Regions from separate parts of the Homo sapiens genome. Here region 1 is linked to region 2. A link is a contact called in ENCODE Hi-C or POLR2A ChIA-PET data. All regions are on one chromosome and are shown on one strand. Each heading gives the region's core, a stretch centred on a gene start or an enhancer-like site at or near the end of the contact. The rest is flanking DNA. Distances are from core to core; before and after follow the strand shown. Region 1 overlaps LOC105370003 (a long non-coding RNA gene). Region 2 overlaps LOC105370003 (a long non-coding RNA gene).

Region 1 (6,041 bases), core at 1,520-4,019, 91 kb after region 2:
TCCAGAATGTAATGTAGGCAGGAAATTCCCACCAATACCAAGGGGCTAATGACAGCCATTGTGTTTCCTTATGAAAAGCAGGGGTCAGCACCTTTAGTTGGGGAATAAATTACGAATTTGTCTTCAGTGTGTTTCTCACAGTTTCTCCTACTGTGCTGGGTGTACTAAAGACAGATGACACCCTACCCCAAAGTCAGTGTAGAAATGCAGAGAAGCTTGAGAACATGAAATAGAAGATAAGAACAGAGAGAACGGGGGAGCAGAGGGAAGAAGAAGAGAAAAGAAATCTTCAGGAACACATAGAAAACTATCTGCTGGTTAAATTCCAGGCTTTGAAATGCAAAGAATGGCATGTTCCAGTAGCTTTTTATAGACCTATGCTCTACAACATTAGAAACAAGCACAGCGGACACATAATTTCATGGTTACATCCCGATTTGGTTATTTTTGCCAGTGCAGCTAAGGGATACCCTGATCAGTAAAATCCAGATAATTTCCAAAGCTGTTGCATCAAATCCTTTGGCTTAGTCCTTCCTGCAAAACACAGGATCACTCCCTGACATTGCCAGAAAACTGTTACTGCAGACTGGCATTTCACCTTCTTTAAATGATTCTGACCACTTTCCCCAAATACAGAGGTGTTTCCAAAGTAGGAAGAACAGATAAATGTGCCAGGCACAGCATGCCTGTAGTCCCAGCTACTCAAGAGGCTGAGGCAGGAGGATTGCTTGAGATCAGGAGTTTGAGACTAGCCTGAGCAACGTAGCAAGACCGCATCTCAAAAAAAAGTTATAAAAAATTATAAAACAATAGACTACACTCCATCTTCACCCACCTCCAAAACACACAAAGGAATTCTTGTTTTCATGGTGCATGCCTGGGTCATTTCTGCAGGTGATTCATTAAAACACCTGGTTTGGAGTCATAAATTGTACACCCGTTAAGTATACATATGTTAGTTACTGCTGTGTAACAAACTAACCCAGAACTTGGTGGCTCAAAGCAACAACCATCTTACTTGAGTCTAGTTGTCTAGTTGTCTAGAGACAAGTTGTCTAGTTCTACTGATGTGGGCTAGGTACAGCTGTCTTACTCATGCATCTGTGGTCAGCGGATAGGTTGGCTGGGGGCTGGCTGGTTTAGGATGTCCTCAGCTGGGATGACTCATACCTTTCCAGTAGAGGGTGTTGTCATGGTGGTGACTAGCAGAAAAAAAAAAAAAAAACGACAAAACAAAACACAGTTTCCAGTGTCTGAAGTGAGTTTGTTACCACCCCATTGTCCAAAACAGGTCACATGCTCAAGCCACAAACTGTGTAGGGCACTACCAAAGGTTATAGGCACAGGGAGACATCAAAATGAGATGCATGTCTCCAATCAATTTACTAGAGGGTAGAAACTGCACAGGTAGCTATTCAACAATAGTATGCTAGCTACATACAGAAAACAAAATGAAAAGTTTGGAAAATTATCTGATCATCCCCTTGATCAGTCATCAGAAAACATTTTAGTAAAGAGCTAGGTAGTAAAATTGCAGGCTTGCAGAACGTGCAGTCTCTGTCACAGCTACTCAAGTGTGCCACTGTAGCATGAAAGCAGCTATGGAATACATAAATGAATGAGTGTGGCTGTGTTCCAATAAAACTTTATTTGCAAAAACAGGGGGCTAGCCCATGATCTTGGTCATCATTCATGAAACTGACATTTGCTGGGGTCAGACTATGGGCCAGGCACTGTGGATGTGAAGATGAATAAAACATGTCCCAATGAGCTTTCAGCCTAATATGGAGACTGGCATACTGTAAGAGCTCAACAAATACGCAGTGAGTTAACATTAATGGGAAGATAGGTAATAAAGAAACACAATGGAAAGGAATGTTGCTGGGGCCATAGAAGTCTAGACAGGGTGCAAGGGATAGGAAGAAAGAGGCTTCCAGGAAGAGGTTACGTTTGAAGACTGTGTAGGCGTTCTCACAAGCATATCTAGGGTAGAGTTTGGAATTCCAGGCTGAGGGAACAGAGAGATTAGAGACCAGGTGATGAAAAAGAACTTGGCGAATATTTAAGCGGGGCTGGACCAAAGGGTGTTTCATTTAGCTTTCAATTTTTTTGGCTGGGTCTAGATTCTTTTAAGCCTAAATTATTCGAAGGTTCAAATTTCCGCAATCCTTGGGGAATACCCAGTACCTGAGGTATTATGACAGCATGTCTTTTCGCCCTACCAAATTTAAAGAAGCGATATGGCGCATAGAGAATGAACCAGATTAGGAATCAGAACTGGGCTCTAATTTCCCTCACTCCTCTCATTGCTCCCTGGATAACCATGACCATTTCACATGCCTCTTTATGCCTCAATTCCCCTAACTACAAAACGGGGGAAATAATGTCTCATAAGATCGCTGTAAGAATTCCAAGAAATATCTACGATGTGCTTAAACACACTGCCTGGTTGGGGATAAACACTCAGAAATGCTAGCTAGCTATCCTCATCTTCATTGTTATCATTGTTGATCATCATTGCCATCTTCATTTACTCTTCTCTCTACCCAATCCGTCCTTGAAACTCCCTACCCCAGACACTGAAGCCTCCAGAGATGAACCCAGAACTGGCTCCAGAAACAAGTCCCCCACCCCCTGCTGTTTGTTGGGTGGGGTGAGTCGGGGGACGCTGTCTGAGTCTCTGTTGTGTGCACAGCCAGCGAAGATGCCTAGAGCAGGGTTGGAGACAGGCAGTGGCGGAGGCTGCGAGTTGCTCGCCAACAAACAAAAGTTGCCTTTCATCTGATCCAGTGCTCCCGAAGAGGAATCACTTCCTCCTGCCTGGGCGTTTATGAAAGCCGACAGCAGAGGCGAGAAAACAGCCAGCTCTTTCTGCGCGTGATAAAACCATTACAATCAATTTAGGCAGCTCACAGGCGCGCAGACACTCTGTGTCGACTGGATTCTGTTACCGGGAGTGGGGTGGGGGGAGCTGGGGCGGGGTGGGGGGCGCGAGGGGGGCCTTCTGGGAGACTGGAGCATTCGGCCTTCCGCGGATGGGCCCCATTACGGCTGCAGGCTGGCGCCACTGCTGCGGGGGCTCGCTACCCAATGAAAGTGTCATCCAACTGGAAGATGGGGGGGCTACCAGTGTTAGCTTAACTCCTGCGGTCTCGCAGACTAATTGCTCACGGTGGAAACACGCCTCAAAGTGCTTTGGCCTCGTCAATAATAGGGTATCAGATGCTTTCCATTCCACAGCGCATTGATCTGTTTCCTCCCCAGGCCTCCTCCTGGCTCCGCTCCCTGGCGTCCCCCCACCGGTGCTGCCCTGGCTTCTACCTCTGATGACTCTTCTTCCTTTTTTTTTTTTATAAGTGTTTTCTAAGCGTGTGTTTAGCATGAGTGGTGCCTAAGTGCTAATTGTTACACCACAGATTGATTGGCGACGAGATGGCTTGCCAAGTTCCTCCAGTCTCCCGGGGGGAGGAGGGCGGGGCGGAGGGAGGAAGGGTGGGGAGGGCTTAGGGTGGGGGTGGCAGCGGTTGTCGGAGGGAGGAGGAGAGGGGAATCCTTGATACTTCTGAGTTGCCTCTGAATCTATGTCTTTCTGGGTTGGAAACTCGTGCCTGCCGTCGGGGAGATTCAGTGAGGGGGCAACCTCTACTGATACTTTGTTATTTGAGAAAATGGCATTGCTTTCTTTGCCAGTGCTGAATAAACCCTGGAACAGGCTGCAGCTGATGGAATCAAGCAGGGAGGATAAGTAGTGGGGTCAAACGTCCTTGCTGTCCCGGGCAGGGAGCACGTTGTTTTATCCATGACACCCCCTCAACAACCCCCAGTCCAGGTCTAGGTTAGGGTCCCTGCCAAATGCCCTGAGAAATAGAAGTCTGTACTTAGCCCATCATCCCTTTTTGGAGTTACTTATTATCTGGTGCTTTCCACTGACCTGTTTTCCACAATGGTGGGAACCTAACGCGGAGCGTGTCAGGTTCATGTTGCCCCCAAAACATTTATTCTCATTCATCCAGACCACTGGGTTTTGAGGTCTTTGGAAAATGGGGTTAGCTGAGCCTGTCAAGATTCCCGCAGGTGGGATTCCTTTGACACCTAAAATCCTTCCAAAGGCAATGCTGGATGCTTCCTTATAAGGCATAGAAACTCTGTCTTGGCAATGAATACGCTGAAACACTTGCACCTGACAGGTGAACCTAAAATCTTTGGGTGTGTGCCTAGTTCAAATGAGACAGCATGGAGTCTATTAATCCAGTTGTGAAATCCAACCAGCTTTGGAGAGCAGCTTCTGACCCACTTGGAAACTCTATCCTCCAGGTGGAAAGTGGGGGGCCTAAGAGACATAGGCGGTGAGGTGCACTTGGAAGGCAGACAGCCTGAGCTCCACCTCTCATCCATCTGGTGACACTGGACAAGGCACTTAACTTCTTAGTGCCTCAGTTGGCTCACTTGTAAAACAGGGATAATGGCAATGCCCAACCCATATCAGGAGGGCAAAATGAAAAGCCATCTGGTGATTAATAAATATTCCATCAGCAGTGGCTGGTACAATCACTGCTTTGTAATCTTTCTTCTTCGTTCTGAAATACTCAGCATTGTATAGTCTTGCTGCTCAAAGTATGCTCCGTGAGCAGTGACTTCAGCTCATCTGGAAACTTTTTAGAAGTGCAGAATCTCAGATACTGCCCCAGACCTACTGAATGGGAATCTGCATTTTCACAAGATTCCCCAGGAGATTTGGGAGCACACTGAAGTTTGGGAAGTACCAACTTATACATACTAGAACCCCTTCTTCCCCAATCCAGAGCATAGTAAATGCACAGCTTATATTTGGACTTCTTGGGGAGGGCAAGCATGACATTTAACAGCTACCCCAGGATGAGACAACTTCACTTGCTTTACAGTGGACACGAACATGAGCTCTCATTGGAGTTTTACCCTTTGGCCAACCAAGAGCTACAGGTATCTAAGGCTTGGTTTTGCAACTTTCTCTTGGGACAAGCATCCTTGGCATTTTCCTAAGAGATTGGCTGGCTTCCTGGGAAATGACAGCTCTGGACAATTCTTCCCTGAAAATACGCAGCAGAGTCATAGTTTACCTGCAGCCTTCCCCAGTTGATGGAGTATCCAGGCAGGCAGTAGAATAGGATGGTTCAGAATATTGGTTATGGGAACAGCCCTGAGTTCAAGTGCAGAGAACAGCTTGTGGGACATAAACCCATTAATCCACCTCTATCCATTCTGTGCCCGCCCTGGGACCTCTGCATGTGCAGCCTTTGCTGGTCTCTGCCTCTTTCTCGTTATTCAAATTTGAACTAAATGTTACCTCCACAGAGACACCTCCCTTTCTGACCTCCTAAAGCAATCATCCTCTATGTAATGACCCTATTTCTTCTTCTAAAGCACTTACCAGTGACAGAAGTTACCTCATTTGTTTCTGTGTTCCTAATCTGTGTCCTCCCATCCACCAATTAGAACATAACTCCTTGGGGACAGTAGTTCTGTCCTTGTTACCAGTGAAACCACAGTGCCTAGAACAGCAGGTAGTACAAAGTAGATGCTCCAGAAATTATTGTGGACTGACTCCTTCAAGTTTCTCATCTGTAAAATGGAGATAAAAGAGTGACTTATTTGCTTAGAATGGAAGTGAGGTGACCACGTAAAGCTCATAGATCAAGAACATATACCAGGCCAGTGCTCAATATATAGAAGTGGTTATTTATAGCGTAATAGTGGTATAATTTAATACTGAAAACAAGCTCAAAGAGATATTTGCTTACCTCTATCTTTGACATAAATACTATTACTATTTCTACTACCACAACCAATAATAATAATCTAACAAGACAGTCACACGTGCGAAAGCCAAGCCCACTCTTATCTCAAACTGGTATTTTGGTGTCTGCATATGTTTGCTTGGGGACAGAAGTTAAAATACACAGAGACGTGAATTCCGCAGTACCAAATAAATAGTTGGTGAATTAACAAATGAATTGTACTTTCCAACTACCTGTCCTTGGGCAGGCTACTGTGCCTGTGCAAGC
Region 2 (5,997 bases), core at 450-2,949:
GGCAACATCAGGAAGTTACCCTGTATGGCCTAAAAAGGGGATGCATGAATAATCCACTCCTTGTTTAGCATATCATCAAGAAATAACCATAAAAATGGATAGCCAGCAGCCCTTGGGGCTGCTCTGTCTATGGAGTAGCCATTCTTTTATTCCTTTACTTTCTCAATACACTTGCTTTCACTTTCTTTACTCTATGGACTTGCCTCAAATTCTTTGTTGCACGAGATCCAAGAACCCTCTCTTGGGGTCTGGATCAGGACCCCTTTCCAGTCACAGAACTCATTTATTGTGTGCCTCTTGCAGACCAGATGCTTTCCATAAAAAAGCCCTATTCCCTTTGCACAAGGACCCCTAGAAGATGGGCCTGCAGTTAGTCTCCATTTGCCAGCTCCCCCTATTCTCTACCCTTCTCTGTCCCGTGCCCCTGAAGCTGACCCCTGTGGATGACACCTCCTAGCACCTCTGTGATCTGCTTCTAGCTGGGGTCATCTAATAGGAAGCACTGGCAGGAGATCAAAGGGAAGAAGGAGAAAAGCCAGGTGTTTCTTCCTTGTTTCCTCCCTAATTCAGAACCACATTTCTGGAGGGGTGTGTCCGTCCCTGACCTGTGCCAGGTGACTCATCCACCATGACCCCGGCCCTGCCTGGGCTCCTGAAACCCTTCTTCTTTTCTTCCTACTTCAGCTTATGGATGTGAACAGCTCTCCACTGTTGCTAGACTCCTGATGCCTCAGCACCTCATGTTCATGTGATTAACCCTGTCCACCCCGCTGTAAGTAGTCCCTTAATTAAACTCTCATAGTTTGAACCATCTAGGGCAGATTCTATCTCCTGCAGGCAGATGGATGAGATTGCAAGCATTAAGATGACCTATCCTATTTTACAGATGAGGACAAAGAGGCTTAGCGATTACAGGCACCAGCCCAAGGTCACATGACTCAACTTACTGGGAGCACTCTAGTGTGCCTGCCCCCAGTTCACCTCCTCTGTCCATTTCTCATGCTGCTCATTGTTACAAAGAGCCATCTGAACCCAGTGGTTAAGAGGACTGGCTTTTGAAGCCATACAGACCTGGGTTCAAGGCCCAGTTCTGTGACCTGGGGCACCTTATCTGCTCCCGGCTGAGCCTTATTTTCTTCATCTGAAAAATATGGAGAATTACAATGAGAATGCAAAGTAACTGACGTAACAGTTTTCGCCTTCCAAGGTTGCAGTTAGGTTTAAATGTAAATGTAATGTAAACGTAATGCATTGTAAATGTAAATGTAAATGTATATATCATTCTTAGCAGAATGCCCAGAACATGGTAAGAGCACAATAAATATAGCCAGGCATCATCATCGTCATCATCATCATCAATTATTATTATTGTTATTAATATTCCCTGTCCACCAACATCATTTCCAGACTTGCTACTCCCAGAAGATAACAGGAGAACAATTCACAGAAGACAAGATGAGTTAATAAGCCCAAGCTATTCATAGCCTCTGCTAAGAGTTTATTCTTACCAGGGCAGGACCGCAGACCCCAGAGTAACTAACTGGGTCAAAGTTGGACCTGACCCCTCCTTTCCTGCCCCCCTCCTCAGCCCTGGCACAGGAATTATCACATCGCCCATCGCCTCTGAAGGCCATCCCTGCTGTGAGGCTTTGATAGGGAAAGTGTGAAGAACAAAGACCATTGTTCACAGAGGCGGCTGGTGCCTCTCAGGCCCCAGGCCAGCTTCCCAGGGGTGAGGTCTGGCTCCGAAGACACAAAGACGAAAGTCATTAGGACCAGGGACAAACAATGACGGAATCTCTTCTATTTACCTGAACTGGAGGGGGCTGCCAAGTGGAAAACAATGAGGCTGAGATGCTGGACATATTCTCCCTCTGCCCTCTCGTCACTGAGTTTCTTTTGAAATAGTGGGACAGTGTATGGCCCAGGAGGCTCAGGGATTGGCTTCAGATCTGTTTCTGGAAAGAGAACATATGACCGTGTTTAAGAGAGTGGGCTGGGACACCCAGCTGCCTGGGTTCCAATTCTAACTCCATCAAAATCAGCCAAGTAACTTGGGTTTAGTGACGTCATTCTCTAAACTTCAGTACCTTCAGCTGTAAAGTGGAGATAATAATCATACCTCCCTCTCCTAAGCTGCATGTAACTGGGACCTAACTGAGGGCTTCTTATAGGATGTCAATCATTATTATCATAAATAGCAGCAGCAGCAGCTCTGTGTGGCTTTGGGCAAGTTCCCTGCCCCTTGCTGAAACTTCATATTTATATCTAGCAAATGGGAATAAGAAATCAGTTCCAGAAATCAGGTGAGAATTAATGAGGAGATAAAAGCCGCTTGGAAACTGGAAGGCTATACCGAATTGGAAGCAAGATCTCATGAAAAATCTAGTCCTGGCTCACCTGTGTGTGGCAGTCCACGAAACTTGGCCCACGTGTCCTTCTTCCCTGGCTACTGCCCCCATATGCAAAGGGGAGATAGGGACAGCGTCTTCCTTGCGGGGTGAGTGCCCTGAGGGTTCAAGGGGGTAACAACCCTGATAAAGCACTTAGCATGTGCTTTGTGCATATCGAGTGCCCAACACGTTACCGATTATTTTACTATTAAGACATTGAAGTTTTCAGTAAGGCCAGGAGCAGACATAGGGAAGTAACGAACAGAAATTAACATGCTGCCCAACCAGAATGGCTGCACTGCCCAAGCATACCCATTTTATGGAAGGAAAAACTGAGATCTGGGAGACAAAGTGGGTAGGAGAAGGAGATGCACTTCCTAATGTCCTGTGGCACCTGGTGAGTTCAGGTCTTTTTTACTGGAGTCCTTACCAGCCAGGAAAAATGGCAATGGCAGGAAATGTAGAGTGAATCCTCATCACTCCTTGATCCCAGCATCCTCACTCCTTTGCTGTCACACACCCAGGTGTTGATGTGGTTTAGAACAGACAGACATGTCCTTGTCCCTGAGTAGGGAAATCAACTCAGACTAGCTGAAGCCATCTCTCAGGCCTGCTTGTATTGGCTTAATTCTTAAGTAGGTGCATCTCATGGTGGCAAGATGTCCACCAGCAGTTCCCAACAGATATTCTACCAGCTCTGCAATCCCAGTGGGAAAAAAAAAAAAAGAGTTCTTCTTTCCTATTATTTCCAGCCAGAATTCTAGCATTGTTGGTTGCCATTGGACTGCCTTGAGTCTCATGACCCTGCATCTATTCCTGAGGTCCAGGAGATGAAATTTGCTGATTGACCAAACTGGGACAAGAAGTAGGTCCCTTCCCTTTGGAAGTCAAAGACTAGAAGTGAGGGAATGAATGGTATCCTGAGGGAAAATCAGGGTGCAATTACCAAGAGAGGTGAATATACTGACTACTTCCCTATAATCTAGTTTTTACCATTATAACTTTAAATATACAGAATCATAGAGCTGTACTCCTCTGTGTCTGCGTTTTTTTCTCCATACTGTGTCTGTGGGATTTATCCATGTGTTTGCATGTAGCAGCATTTCATATTTCACCACCAGACAGTATTCTACTGTGAAAATACATAGTAATTCATGTATCCATTATGCTGTGTGGGTATTTAAACTGTTTCAAGTTGTTTGCTGCTGAGAACATTCTGAGTACAACTCTTAGTGCACATAAGGACATGTTTCTGTTTGATGGGGTTATGGTGCTGGTTCAAGGCTCCTAGTTCCTTTTTAAAATTCCAAATTCCTTTCTACCAAATTCTTCTACAAGCTTAACTTCTACTCGAGTTTCTAACCTTCCAGCCTGCCCTCCAGATTATGGACTTGCCAGCCCCCATGATTATGTGAGCCAGTTCCTTGTTAAAATCTTAAGATAAATGTACACACACACACACACACACACACACACTATTGGTTTTGTTTCTTTGGAGAAAAGGCTCCAACCCACCTCAAACTTTACTCTGTTAACAGGAATATACCTAGGCATCATTGATAACTTGCTTGAGAATGAGGCTTGATAAGAAAAAAAGTGGAGGTGACATAAGAAAACACTGTAGTAAAAACAAATTCAAAGAAAGGCCAAAATGACATCTTGATTTTTAAGCCTGCAAATACCTAAAAATGTCAGGAGACACTGAATGAGCACTTACTGCACACCACATTTGTGCTTATTTTACGGATGAAGAAAACTGAGGCTCAGAAAGAGGATACGGGTCCTGTAATTTGCACAACTACTAAAAGATAAAGGTTGGATCTATTTAACATCAAATGGATGCTCCTAACCAATAAGCTCTGCTTCCATCTCCTTTTGAAGGGGCAGTTTGGGAAACCCCTGAAGGCTAGCTTTCACCTTTGAGATCAGTGTCTTCTTGGCGTACCTCTAGGGAGAAATATGTAGCCTCACACCCACATGTGCACCCAAAGCCATATCGCGCATTGGAGACATTGAGTAATGGATCTAATTCTTAACCCCAATCTAATCCTAACCCTCTAGTCAACCACCCAGCAATGGCTTTAACCACCTGACTCATGGTTGCATATTTTAATGTGCAATGGTAATAATTGAAACACAATTATCCCAAGTCTCTGCCACCAGCCAGTAGCAAGGCAAGAAGTCAACAGTTTACAGAAAGGGCTGAGACCCTCGCTCCACATTTCTGACTGCAGAACCAAGGTTGTCCTGAAGCCAAGGTTGACCTCACATGCCATCTGGTTTGCGGTTTCCAGACTCACCTCTGTAGTCTCACCTTTCCAGGTTGTCATCTACTCAGTGGCCAGAGGGCTTTTGACAAAACACAAACCTGATCACGTCACTTTCCTGCTCACAGTCTTTCTATGGCTCCCTATTACCTTTAGAATAAACTTCACAGTTTGGTCTAAAAGGCCCTCCATGATCTGACTCCTGTTTATTGTTCAGGGCTCCTGTCTTATTGTTTCTTGAACTTTCTGCTCCAATAATCCTGTATTATTTGTAGTTGCCACAAACTCGGTTTACTCTTTGAAGCCTCCATGCCTTTGCTTTGCTGTTCCCTGTGTGTGGAAAGTCCTTCCCCTATCCTGTCTTCCTGAGAGCTCCTCTTCATCCTTCAAAACCCAGCTTAAGCAACGTCATTTCCTCTGCCTCTGAAGCCTGGCCTCCCTTATGGAATTAATCCCAACTTCTCCTGCCTACTTTATTATTGCCCAATTCCCCACTCTCATGCTTCCAATGTGAGCACCCAGGGTTCTCTGTACTTCATAGCCCTTAACACACACTTTCTCATGTGGCTTGTTTACTGCTTTGTCTTCCCAGCTAGACCTTGGCCTCCTTGAAGACAGAACCATATCTACTGTGTCCATTATCATATCCCCATTGCCAGCACAGTGCCTAGCACACAGTAGTGCTCAATAAATATGGTTGGGAAAAAAAAGGAAGAAAGAAGAGAGAGAGGAAGGGAGAAAAGAATCAAGTGTTCTAACTATTCTATTAGACTGTGGATTTGCATATTGATCTCTATCTTAACAGACCCAGGTACAAGTCAAGACACACAGTAGGTCTTTCATAAACATTTGCTAAATTTAAAAAGTAGCACTGCAGATGCCCCTACAAAATCCAGCATGGCCCCACCACTTTAAGCTAGCAGCCCTCATGCCTTCATTCCCATTAGCTACAGGTTAAGAACACCCTCCAAGCTTTCCTCTTCCCCCCCCTGCAGTCAGAGTGCCTTTGTCTTCCAACACAAGACCCCTTCAGTGATTTTGTTTTTCATGGAAAAGCCAGGCAAGTTCATTACATTGTGTTCCTGCCTTGGAGATCATTGTCATTCATCCAACATCAAAGTCAGAGCCATGATCAGCTCATTTAAGACTTGTTCCACCCATATTTTCTTACAACCAGGAAATGGGGAATTTCCTTCATTTTTTAAACCATCCCAGTGAGTCTCTGCCACATGGCTTCCTTTACAAACTTTTCTTGAAACACAAGGATGGAATCATACCTCCCTCACCACTAGTGGTCATTAGGGGCCCCAGCCTTCCTCTGATCCTTATCAAACACT

The links. Hi-C counts contacts between places; a loop is a spot of excess contacts on that map. ChIA-PET counts read pairs that join two places held with the same protein, here RNA polymerase II (POLR2A). Pooled maps may share reads with other maps.
Region 1: a loop to region 2 is called in a map of heart right ventricle, with 7 times the contacts of the local background. The contact joins two enhancer-like sites. A Hi-C loop is called at or near these places in 9 of 168 maps with a recorded cell type or tissue (Right ventricle myocardium inferior, cardiac septum, dorsolateral prefrontal cortex and 2 more) and 9 of 50 pooled maps. POLR2A ChIA-PET finds 5 or more read pairs at or near these places in 2 of 52 experiments (BJ and GM10248).

Annotation. Positions count from the first base shown.
Region 1 is chr12:115,596,248-115,602,288 of GRCh38, forward strand. The region is part of intron 1 of LOC105370003 (a long non-coding RNA gene); the gene reads right to left. LOC105370002 (a long non-coding RNA gene) reads right to left here. Exons shown (of 6, transcript NR_188487.1): 3 at 5,408-5,598; 4 at 1,094-1,202. Among named protein-coding and RNA genes, the nearest start is that of LINC02463, 290 kb to the right of the region's middle. Within about 2 kb of position 2,770, at least 4 of the 41 ENCODE cell types and tissues checked have a DNase peak (open chromatin) inside an H3K27ac peak, as active enhancers do; they include heart right ventricle, where a contact is called at or near this core.
Region 2 is chr12:115,506,457-115,512,453 of GRCh38, forward strand. It overlaps LOC105370003 (a long non-coding RNA gene), which reads right to left. Exons shown (of 4, transcript XR_945389.3): 2 at 1,812-1,958. Among named protein-coding and RNA genes, the nearest start is that of LINC02463, 380 kb to the right of the region's middle. RefSeq lists a silencer at 688-982 and enhancers at 860-1,459, 1,460-2,060, 5,460-5,997. Within about 2 kb of position 1,700, at least 4 of the 41 ENCODE cell types and tissues checked have a DNase peak (open chromatin) inside an H3K27ac peak, as active enhancers do; they include heart right ventricle, where a contact is called at or near this core.